Linked DNA regions of Mus musculus: region 2 is linked to region 1. A link is a loop called in an ENCODE intact Hi-C map of the cell type or tissue named here. Cell type or tissue: left cerebral cortex. All regions are shown on one strand. Links, peaks and the distances in the headings refer to the core of each region. The heading gives the core; the rest is flanking DNA.

Region 1 (5,387 bases), core at 76-5,075:
GACCTTCGTGAGCTTCGAGTGGAGATTAAGGCAATGTCTCCTCTCAAAGTGTTTTATGAAGCTTGTCATATCTGACAATACCCTCTCCTGACAATGCTTCCTTTATATGTCCAGGTTGACCTCTGAAACCCACACTCTGATGACATGTTGAGGTGTGTGTGTGTGTGTGTGTGTGTGTGTGTGTGTGTGCCTTGAAGGGTCTGTGTCCCCTTTCCTTTCCAAACAATTTAACATAGTCTGGGGAAATGGACTCAGATTATAAAGTGAGCTTGAGCAGGTATACTATCTTACTGTTTTTCAGTATAAGCAAATGAAGAGTTCCTCAGAACAATACCTCCCGTCTAACCTAAAGTTTCCCAAGTGTTATTTTTGCTACATGCCTCTACTCCTTCATATCTACAGCATATCACTGATCTGGAGTCCATGATGCTCTGGGCAATGATGACTGAGATAGTCTGCCCTAGGTAACTTCACAATTCTCCAGAAGCCATAAACCCATTCCACCACATAAGTTATGCGAATTGGTAAGAAATCTGATTCCACGGGACATCCTGCATGCCAATGGTCCCCAGTCCTAAGAAAGACTTCTACGTCATGTCAACCAAATAAGAATAAATTTGAGCAGTGACAGCCAAGATGGGAGAGTCATTTCTCCAGACAGGCAAATTGGACAGGCATAGGGAGAGACTGGATAGAGGGTGAAGGAAAATGGGACCCAAATGTGAGTGTGGTTCGAAGCCCATTAACAAAGAAAGAGAAAGGGAAGTGGGTAAAGTCAATGATCCCACATCCACCATGCCATGAACTACTGGCTTAAACTCTAAGGCAGATCACTGTCCTGGGGGAAAGCATTTATTTTGATCTGCTAAAATTACAGTGATGTAAATTTTGATCTGGGATCACCTAGAAAGTAATAAATGGTACTAAGCAGGCAGGATTACATGAGCAAACAGACTGAAAACTATTCTTGTGAATTTGTTTCTTGAACACTCCTCACAGGTTGCCCCCTCTTCATCAAAATTCTACCTCTTAATCTACTGCTGAAAAGACATGTGCAGTCTTCACTGAAGTGTTCTGCAAAGCAGCATGAGTTTAAAGTTCAGGCACGTGGAGAGAGAGAGAGAGAGAGAGAGAGAGAGAGAGAGAGAGAGAGAATAAATGAGCCATGGTTTCTCTCTTCCTGGCCACAACAGCTAAATCCCATTTTGATGTGATGGGCGTATGATCATCTTGCTCCATGTGTCCCTCCATAGGAAGTGTGGGATTTGGAGCTGGGTGTTTGCATGAGTGCCTTCCCACTCTCTCAGAGGAGCCTCTTACCTATAAAGAACTGAAAGTGCTCTATTCTACGGAGGGGGGGGGTGAATTTTGAAAATGACCAATAATGGTCACACGCCCATGTATGTTCATGACAATTCAATATAATTTCTAAACCATCTATTAAAGACGAATACAAATTAAATTTCACCAAGAGCCTTGTTATGTGTTTCTGTGTAAAACAATTGCTAAGATATAGAGAAAGAAGACTACAAACTAGAGATTTCTTACCAACTCTCAAGAGTCCATAGCATTCGTTTTGTTTTAGATTTACCTATTTATTTTGCTTCATATGTCTGAGTGCTCTTGCCTGTATGTATGTATGTATGTATGTATGTATGTATGTATGTATGCACTGTATGTATGCAGTGCACTGTGCCCTTGGAGGCCAGGAGATGGCATCAGATCACCTAGAACAAGAGTTACAGATGGTTCTGACCCACCATGCGGCTGCTGGAGATCAAACCCAGGTCCTTTGCATGAGCAGTAAGTGCTCTTAACCATTGGCCCATCTCTCTAGCTCGAGTCTACGGTATCCTGAAGATGAGTGTGTTGTTATTCAGCACATACTTATTCTTGACCTGGATGTTCAGAAATCTGTTTTTTAAGCTAAATTCAGAGGAGGATGTTGTATCACACGGTTCTATAAGATAGTTCATCTTTTCTCCTGGGAAACCAAGAAGGGAGGTCAATAAATGGACTTCTTTGCTTTCTGTCTTTATTTTTCTCTGTGGGATAAATAAAGGGAAAATGTGTTAGAAGTGTTCCCTAGTGGGAGGTGACTAAGTCATTGGGGACTTTGTCCCTCAGAAAGGATTCCCTTCCTTTTCCCAGAACACCATTTAGTTTTTTCATAATTTTTCTATGATAAAAAATACATTGTTGTTAATGAGATAGAAATAGAGCATTTTTAGAAAATTCAATTAGAACATCAAATATTATGACTGTCAAAATCCAGACACTAAAATATTGATAGGTATGTTTGTGTGATCTTATATGTGCATCCAGATATGGTAGATACAGTACACATGCAAGTGTATATGAATGCCTGTGGAGGTCAGGGGTCAAGGTTTGATGTCTTTCGTCATCACTCTCTACACTGTTTATTAAAGCAGGGTCACTCACACAACCTGGAACTTACCAATTTGGATTGACAGTCTGCCCAGTGAATCTCTCCAACACTAGGATTATAGGCATGTTCTATTGCTCTTGTCTTTTTTATTGTGGTTTGGGTGTGTGTGTCAAACTCAGGCCCTCCTATTTATGAAAGAATCACTTTCTTGACTGAGCAACCTCCTCAGCCCCAACATTTATATTCTTTTTTAATGTAAAGAAACATCTATGGAAACAACATGTTTGGTTAAAGGAGCTCTGCTTATTTAAGATGAAAGTCCTTTGGGGCAAGTTTGAGGGGTATATCTGCCTTGCAGTCGGCACACCCAGCCCTTGTGCCCCTTCCAAAATGGTGATAATGAGAGTGGATGTCTATGTGCAAACCTATCTGGCCAGTGCATGCTTTTGATGTAGAGTGCTTGTAATTACAGTTATTTAAAATATCCATAAGCTTTAACAGGCTGTTTCTCCCCAGAAGCAAATCAAAGACACGGGACTCCAAAGAGCTGATTCACCATTCTCACTCATGACTAATGGCAAGCAAGAAAAGAGTCAAGATGCATAAAAAAAAATTCTAAAGCCTGGAAAAGATCAGCTGTAATTGCAAGACTCGAAATCAGATGACTCCAAGGGGAAACCTAAAAAGAGTTGAGAGAAATAACAGAGACCTTGAAAGCAGGCAGGAGTGAGTTTGAGTCCGCACTGTCTGGGTTTAGATGTGGTTTAAGGGTGACCCACAAAGGTTAATGTGCTGGTATCTTGGTCCCCAGGGTGGTCACACTAAGTAAAGGGAAAATGTGTTAGAAGTGTTCCCTAGTGGGAGGTGACTAAGTCATTGGGGACTTTGTCCCTCAGAAAGGATTGCCATCCTTTTCCCAGAACACCATTTAGTTACAACAAAACCAGGTGTTATCAAGGGGCACGACTGGCCCTTCCCCAGGCTGGCCCCTTGCCCACCAGTGCCTTCTGTTCTTTCTTCCACCATGTGCTGTCACCCACCTTAAGAAACCCTCTAGAGTCAAGATGATGCTGGAGCTATACCGCGGAATCTCTGAAACCAAGAGCTAAATTAAACCTTTTTCTTTATTAGAAATGCAGACCTGGGTTTTGTTATAGTGAGAGGGCATCGAGCAGCGTTTCTACCAAATGCATCTGCAACCTCCTTAACCTCAATCTCTTTATTGGTGAAATGAAGAATGTGGTAAAACGGCTGTAAGGATTAAGGGGTGTCACATGGCACCAGTGACACAAGACAGCAGTTAAAAGGAAACCTCTAACTTGGAGGGGGATTTAGGGATCGTTTGCAATAGCCTATGTAATAGATGTCACAGTACCTGGCACACAGAGGCTGTTCAATGTCCAGAATGCCAATTCTGATTTTCACTGAGTACACACACACACACAGAGACACACACACATGCAACTGCAAAGGCTCAGCCACTGCCCAAAGGAATACAGAAGACGACCTCCAAACTTGAGTTGCTGACCAAGTAGGCTGGGCTAGATCGGAAAAAAAAAGGCAGAAACCCTGGGAGGCAAAGAAGAAAAAAAACAATCACTTCCTATGTCTGATGTTTCTATCTCTGTGGGTCACACACCATGCAAGTATATGCATTTATAGGCCCCAAAGTGAATATGCATGGGTCACTGAACCTTTAGGGGATTCAAACCAGAGTGCTCTAGGATCTAAGGACCAAAGCTTTCAGGATGAACCAATAGAATGTGCTCTGTGAGCAACACTCACTTTCCCATAGCAGGGAAACGATAGGGACATCAATGACCACTTACTAATTACTTCATTCATTAATAAATGTCCAGCTGCCTACCTTGTGCTTCAATGCTGAGGCCTCCTTCTATAGGAAGGGCGTGGTTTCTTACACTTTCTCTTACAGAGGTCCATTTACTGGAGCTGGTGGGACGACCCAGCGGTAAAGGATATGCTATGCAATCATGAAAACCAGAGTTCGATTCCCAGAAGCCCCATAAGAAAGAACTGGGCATAGTGGTGCAGGTGAGAGCTTGCCATTGGGTAGACCTGGGGACAGACAGATACCTAAAGCCTTCTAGATGGCCAGCCCTGCCACGGCAAGTTCCATGTCAGCGAACAACCCTGAATCAAGGAGACATGTGGATGATGACTGAGGAATGACATGAAATTAACCTCTAATACATACACACTCATTATATTATACACGTATATGTATATTTTCCTATGTAAAATTAGTTTTATGTTATTGTAATAGATGACCTGATTGCAGTTTTTTTTCCAATGTGGCTATTTAAGGCAACATCTGATGTTCATTTTTTAAAAAGGTATCAATTTTTAAAACTGTGAAGACACTTACAAAATTGCCATTATTATTATGTCTAAAAACTCAGATTCTGGGCTGAATGGTGGTATCACGCTCAGTGGTGTGATAAACGTGTTCACCTTCAAAGGAAGGTGATCAAAATATAAGTTTTAGGTTATACATTATCACGATTTTAAAAATAAATACTCAGTTTTTCTTTCTGAACTACACGCGTTGCCCTAGACCTCTATATACTAAAAACAAAACAAAACAAGCAAATCAACAAAGACAATGCCCTCTATCACAATCATGCATAAACAGATTTACATGGAAAAGTATACAGTTCACAATTACATTTTGCATTAGAAAAATGTGAATGGCATGCTTCTGTGGGCCCTTATCAATTTCCATCAGGTCAGATTTTCCGGATGCAAATCAGTTAATGTAACGAAGCCTGAAAGGACCCCAAGCTGTGGGGGTGTGCCAAACAGCACGTCAAATCATACTTGGATGTATTTTGTCTTTTCTGAGGAAATTATAATTTTTGACGTGTGTGTGTGTGTGTGTGTGTGTGTGTGTGTGTGTGTTTGTGTGTCTTTATAAGATAATTGTGGATTTCTACTTTTTAACACCACCAACATAAGCGGTTCTTTTATCCTGCTATTC
Region 2 (5,387 bases), core at 88-5,087, 59 kb before region 1:
TGGTCTACTCCTTGAAGCACAGATCTCTCCAAGTTTCTGGATCCACAAACTCATAAATGATCCACTTATTATACCTGGGAATTGTCAAGAAGAATTCAAGTTACAGATGCAATATCCTCTAAAGCAGCCTTGGACTATAACTAACCTTTCCTATGATGACATCCCAGTGTGGTTGTGTTCAGTGTACTATGAGCATCTCTAAAGTTCTATTTATCCCCACTCCCTGAACCTGTTTAATGCCTTGGCTAACCCATAGAATCATAAATGTTTAATAGATAATTAGATGGGTAGAAGGAAGGATGGATGGGTAGAAGGAAGGATGGATATGTGGATAATGGATGGTATACAGGACTGCAGTAGCCTCTGGTAGTATAGTTAGAGAAATAATACCAATGTCTCCTCTCATGGTTAAGGGCTCTACACTAGAAATTCAGAATATAAAGCCAGTCCCCTTTAGCCCCTAGAAATAAGGAAACAGGGTTAGAAATTTTTACTCTACTCCAAAAGCACCTTATCTTTTATTTTGAAAATGTTGTCGTTTATTTGAAAAAAGAAGAATCAGAAAATTCATCTTGAAATTATGTTTAGGGCCTTGGGAGATGGCTCAATGTGTAAAGCATGCCCTGAGAAACTGTAAAGACAATAGAGTTTGAAGCCATGTAAAAGCCTACATAGAAGTAGCCCATGTCTACCATTCCAGCACTTCTATAGAAGATGGGGTGCGGAAAGTCCCTAGAAACATGTAGGGTAACCATCCCGCTTACACAGAGGTAAATAGCAAACATGTGCGCGCGAGAGCACACACACACACACACACACACACACACATACACACACACACACACACACACACACACACACACACACACACAGACACTCCAAACCATCTAATCAGGGCAATTAGACCAGGACTCAAGAGCTGGAGAGCCAGATGCATTTCTAGAAGGCTGTTTTCTAAGCTGCAGCTGCCCAGATGAAGAGGTTTTGACTTGTGTTTTAATAAGTGTTGTTTTAAGGAGGCTTTAAGAGGTTTAAATAAGTGTAACAGGAAAAAGCAGAGAATAATACACCATACCAAAGGTATAGAGCAATATAACATATTTGAAGCAGATTACACAGGGCTTGCCAAGCAAGGCAAGAAGTCGTGCTCTCTGCCATCGGGAAGTTCCTGTCTCCCACTCCTATCCTGGGGTTGGGCGTGCCTCGGGTGGTTTGAGCTTTGTATATGTAGAAATTGATCCAGTGGTTGTTCCTGTCATCACGATAGTGAGGGCTATTATTATTACACAGGACTCAGTAGCCAGTGTTGGTTTAAACTTCAGGAGTTTGACCCCCCCCCAATTGATTTATTTTAGGTTATTTTAGGTTTAAACACACCATAATCTGGTGAAAGCTATTCTTGTGATATTTAACCCAATCCTGCAAGGACAACAAAGCATTCTTTGAGAAACAAAGTAAGCTAAATGCAGATCAGACATAACTACACTGAAACTTTGGAAAGTACATGTGATACCTTTAGTAAAGGTGGGTTCTATAGATTGAGGAAAAGCAAGTTTCTGAGAACAGATCTGGAGAAGGATTCGGTGCCGGAAAGTCACACATACAGCATAAAGGTTACCAGGCCAGAAAGCAGAGCTGCTCCTGCCTTCTGAGCAGAAAACAGGTTTGGCATTCTGTCTCTTGAAGGAACAACCCTGTGTGCTTGCCATTTCAGGCTACACTGGAGCATGTCTGTGAGCAAAAAGACCTCTGAGCTGCCTACAAGCAGAGTTCTCTATGCCCTGTGTGGGGACTGGACCGATGATCCCGGGAGCTTCTGGGCTCGACCCTCCTCCCAGAATGCCTGTCTGGGAGGCCTATTACCTCTGTGGGTAGGTGTAGCATCTCTCCTGTGAAATCACTTGAGGCTAGCTCTTGAGAAAGGTGATAATGGGTTCATCTTGGATGACTCAGACTGTTAATATATAACCAGAGGTCACACGAAAACCTGTTTGCCCAAGGCTTTGCTGCAGAATCTGGACTTTTTCTCAAGTAAAGGGAAAGGTGGTCCAGAAATCTGTCTCCACTTTTTTCTATTAAGAATTATCATCCAATTAGTAAAATGTAAATAACATAAAAATTACATTTTAACCACCTTTAAGGAAACCCTGTGACACTAACATTACTAAGGACCCATTAAATCTATTTTGGTAGAACTATTTTTTTTTTAAATTTGGAATTTTCCTGCGACATATTTTGATCATGCTCCCTACTCCCTCAGCTCCGCTCAGATCGTCCTCACTCCCTACCACAACATTTCTCTCTCTGTTATGGTAAGAAACAAAAGCCTAGAGAGGCCAACTGGCTTGACAAGGCCACGGAAAATGAATCGTGGAGGAGCTTTGCCCTGCGTCCTCAGCGCATGCCCGGCTCATTCACTCCATGGGGAGGGATGCTGAGTCCTCAAAGTCAAGATGGACCCGATCAAGCCTGGGGCAGGGCTGCTGAGCCCTCCTGACCTCCAGCCACTATGCTGACCCCTCCCCCTCCATTCCTCACCTCCCTTCTCCAGCTCCTTCCACCAAAAATACGAGGCTTCCTTGCATGGAAATGTGAGTTTCACACAGCCAATTATCGCCCAAAAATGCTTTTCTAAATTGGTGCTTCGGGGAGTGTCGCATCCATTGGCTGCAATATGTCTTCACACCAGACTTCAAGAGTTTTTCAGTTGAGAATTGAAGAAGATACTTGGCCACCATTTCCAGTCCCCGCTACAGTTCTTCACTTTTTTTTTTCTTTCTACAAGTAATTTTTAAGGACTCCATTGATCACTGTAGATTATCTCCAGCGCTTTCTACACATCAGGATTGGATGACCATGGGAGAGTGTCTAGGTCATAGTAGGTGATGCAAAAATATTCACGGAAGAAATGCGTGCAGGTAGCAGAGTTTACTTTATTTTTTTTTTCCATTAAAGTTGAGGACTAGTTTGAATATAGTGAAGGCCACCTTTTATAGGTACACAGTTCTTAGAGTTTTGAGATTCTGTTTTAAAAATTAATAAGAGCGATTCAAGAGGACAACTCCACTTCAACTATCAGCATCCCAGAAGTTGAACTCCCAGAGGTCATCAGGCTTGGCAGCAAGCTCTGTTACCTGCTGAGCCCTCTCGCTGGCTCTTGATTAGTTTTTGCCTATGGCCTATTTTGCCAGATAGTAGAATAATGTCACTGGTTTCCATTTCCTGGTCTTATCTACGTAGGAAACGTTTCCTCTTGTGTTCTCTCTAAGGCAGTGAAGGAGATGTTAAGTGTCTACCATCCTTACATGCTTTGTATCAATTTTTCACCCCACTGGGTCCCCCATGTGAAGGACCCTCTGAATTCTGCCACGTGTTTTATGCAAATGTTTTATGAGAACCATTGCTAAGCCTAGATCTTGGTGACATTTTACAAACAAATTCCCAGAAGCACAAATGCTAGACACGCTGTATCAAAGCTGCATGGATTCTGCTGACATGGCTTCAGGAACTGGGCGGGGTTTTCACCGTGATGCTGGTCCTATCAGCAACCCCGTTTCCACAGGCCCTTGCCGTTGCTAGGTAGCATCAAGCTTTTCCATTTCTTGACCACTGGGGAAAGAATGGTAACTTGTTTAGATTTTCTTGTATTTAATTACAATTTTTAAGGTGAAAAAAAAAAAAGAACCAAAATTTCGCAACAGATACATTTTTGGAATTCATTTCAAACCTCTTTTGAATTAATGTAGGTTATAAAAACTCCTATATATTGCATTTATTTAAATCACTGTAAAAGCAGCTTTCCTGCCACTAACTCGGTAGTTCTCCATCCTGGCTGCATATTGAAACACCTGGACTGCTTTTTAAAAAATACCTTTGCCTGGGCCTCATCCCAGACCAATTAAATCAGAATCTCTCTGGTGGGGCTTGGCCTTGATAGTGCTTAAAAGCTCCTTAGGTGATTCACACAGACGTAGCCAGGACTGCGGCTCCAAATGCATTATAAGGGATATTATAAATACTACACTCAAAAAAAAGGGCTCAGAGCTCCAGTTTTAGATACTGCCCACTGAATGTGTAAGCATACAGCATTTCTTCAGTGGCTTTAAAAACAAACAGGAATGGTTATAGCACAGTGGTTCTCAACCTTCCTAGTGCTGAGACTCTTGAATACACTTCTTCATGTTGTGGTGACCCCCAACCATAAAATTATCTCATTGCTACTTCGTAACTGTGATTTTGCTACTGTTATGAATCACAATATGTCTAACACATTCTTGATGCTGAGGTCACAGCCCCCTTGTTCAACCACCGTTCTTCTCCTCCTCCACTCCACCCCTGCCAACATTTCAGCAAACAATGAAACGCTCACACTCTACCTGTTAATAACTGACGCGTCCAAACTAAAGCAAGCTAGTAGTCGAGCGGTGCTTGATCGTTTTCTGATCAAAGGCATGAGCGCCGTTTCTGGCAGGCTACGACTGTAATTGGTTCATGTTCTCCTAGATGAAGGGGGGAAAACACAGACCCTCAGCAAGGAAAGCCACTGCCACGCGCAAAGGAGGTCCTTTAAAGTTTGTCTGTCATTCTTCGGATTCCCTGGCTCCTGTGACAAATGTGTCACAAGCTGTCATCTTTTTCGTTGGAGCTAAAGCACGGCGGCTTCCTCTGCCAACTCAGCACAGACCTAATAGAGAAAAAGTAGCTGGGCAACGATCCAGCGTATTGATTCAATTTGAATTTTCCATGATATCAGGAATAGGTGAGATAAAATGACCACAATAACTTATCAGAGGATTTCTAACCATAATTCAGTCCTTTCTACATTTTGAAGATTATATGGACAAACATTTACATGTTCAAAAAGTAATGCCTAATAATTGCACAGAGTTGTGGCGTGGTGCTTTGGTACAGGTGTATAATGTAGACTGACCAAATCAGGCTAATTACATGGTCTTGGCTCAGACATTTCTCATTACTGTTTCATTCATTTGGAGAGCTTTGAACTCCTTTTTCTGGCTCTCTATGGATGCATAAGTTACTGTAAGTTATGGAGGCTGATGGGTGAGTATTTGTATTCCCATGTTATTAAAAGGCAGTGAGAATGTGAGTGAAGGATGTCCATTCCTACATTTCAATTATTTATGATTTTCCACTTCATATGGATATCTCACTTCATCCAGTCTCTCATGGAAGAAGAGACTTTGTTTTTCCCAAGCAAAAGTTGCTGATAAGTCTCAGAGCATTGTGCACAATGGTCAGGTCCCAGAACCAGCCTTGGTGCCCACAGACAGATGAGAGAATAAGGAATATGTTCTATATGCACATTGCTGTTATTCAACTATGCAAATAATGGAGTTGAGTCATCCACGGGCCAGTGGGTGGAACTG

The links. A loop is a pair of places that touch in the nucleus more often than their neighbours do. Peaks named below come from ENCODE experiments on the same cell type or tissue, not always from the same donor. Only the 100,000 strongest peaks of a DNase experiment are listed, where the experiment ranks them.
Region 2: a loop joins it to region 1, with 2.2 times the contacts of the local background. A loop is called at or near these places in 4 of 42 quality-filtered maps.

The regions. Positions count from the first base shown.
Region 1 is chr9:103,838,446-103,843,832 of GRCm38, forward strand. No RefSeq gene overlaps it. Among named protein-coding and RNA genes, the nearest start is that of Tmem108, 79 kb to the left of the region's middle. In left cerebral cortex, for the core only: no CTCF peak of the experiment used is centred there; a DNase peak (open chromatin) is centred at 2,965.
Region 2 is chr9:103,778,973-103,784,359 of GRCm38, forward strand. No RefSeq gene overlaps it. Among named protein-coding and RNA genes, the nearest start is that of Tmem108, 20 kb to the left of the region's middle. In left cerebral cortex, for the core only: no CTCF peak of the experiment used is centred there; DNase peaks (open chromatin) are centred at 2,648, 3,531, 3,996 and 4,555; H3K27ac peaks cover 1,158 bases.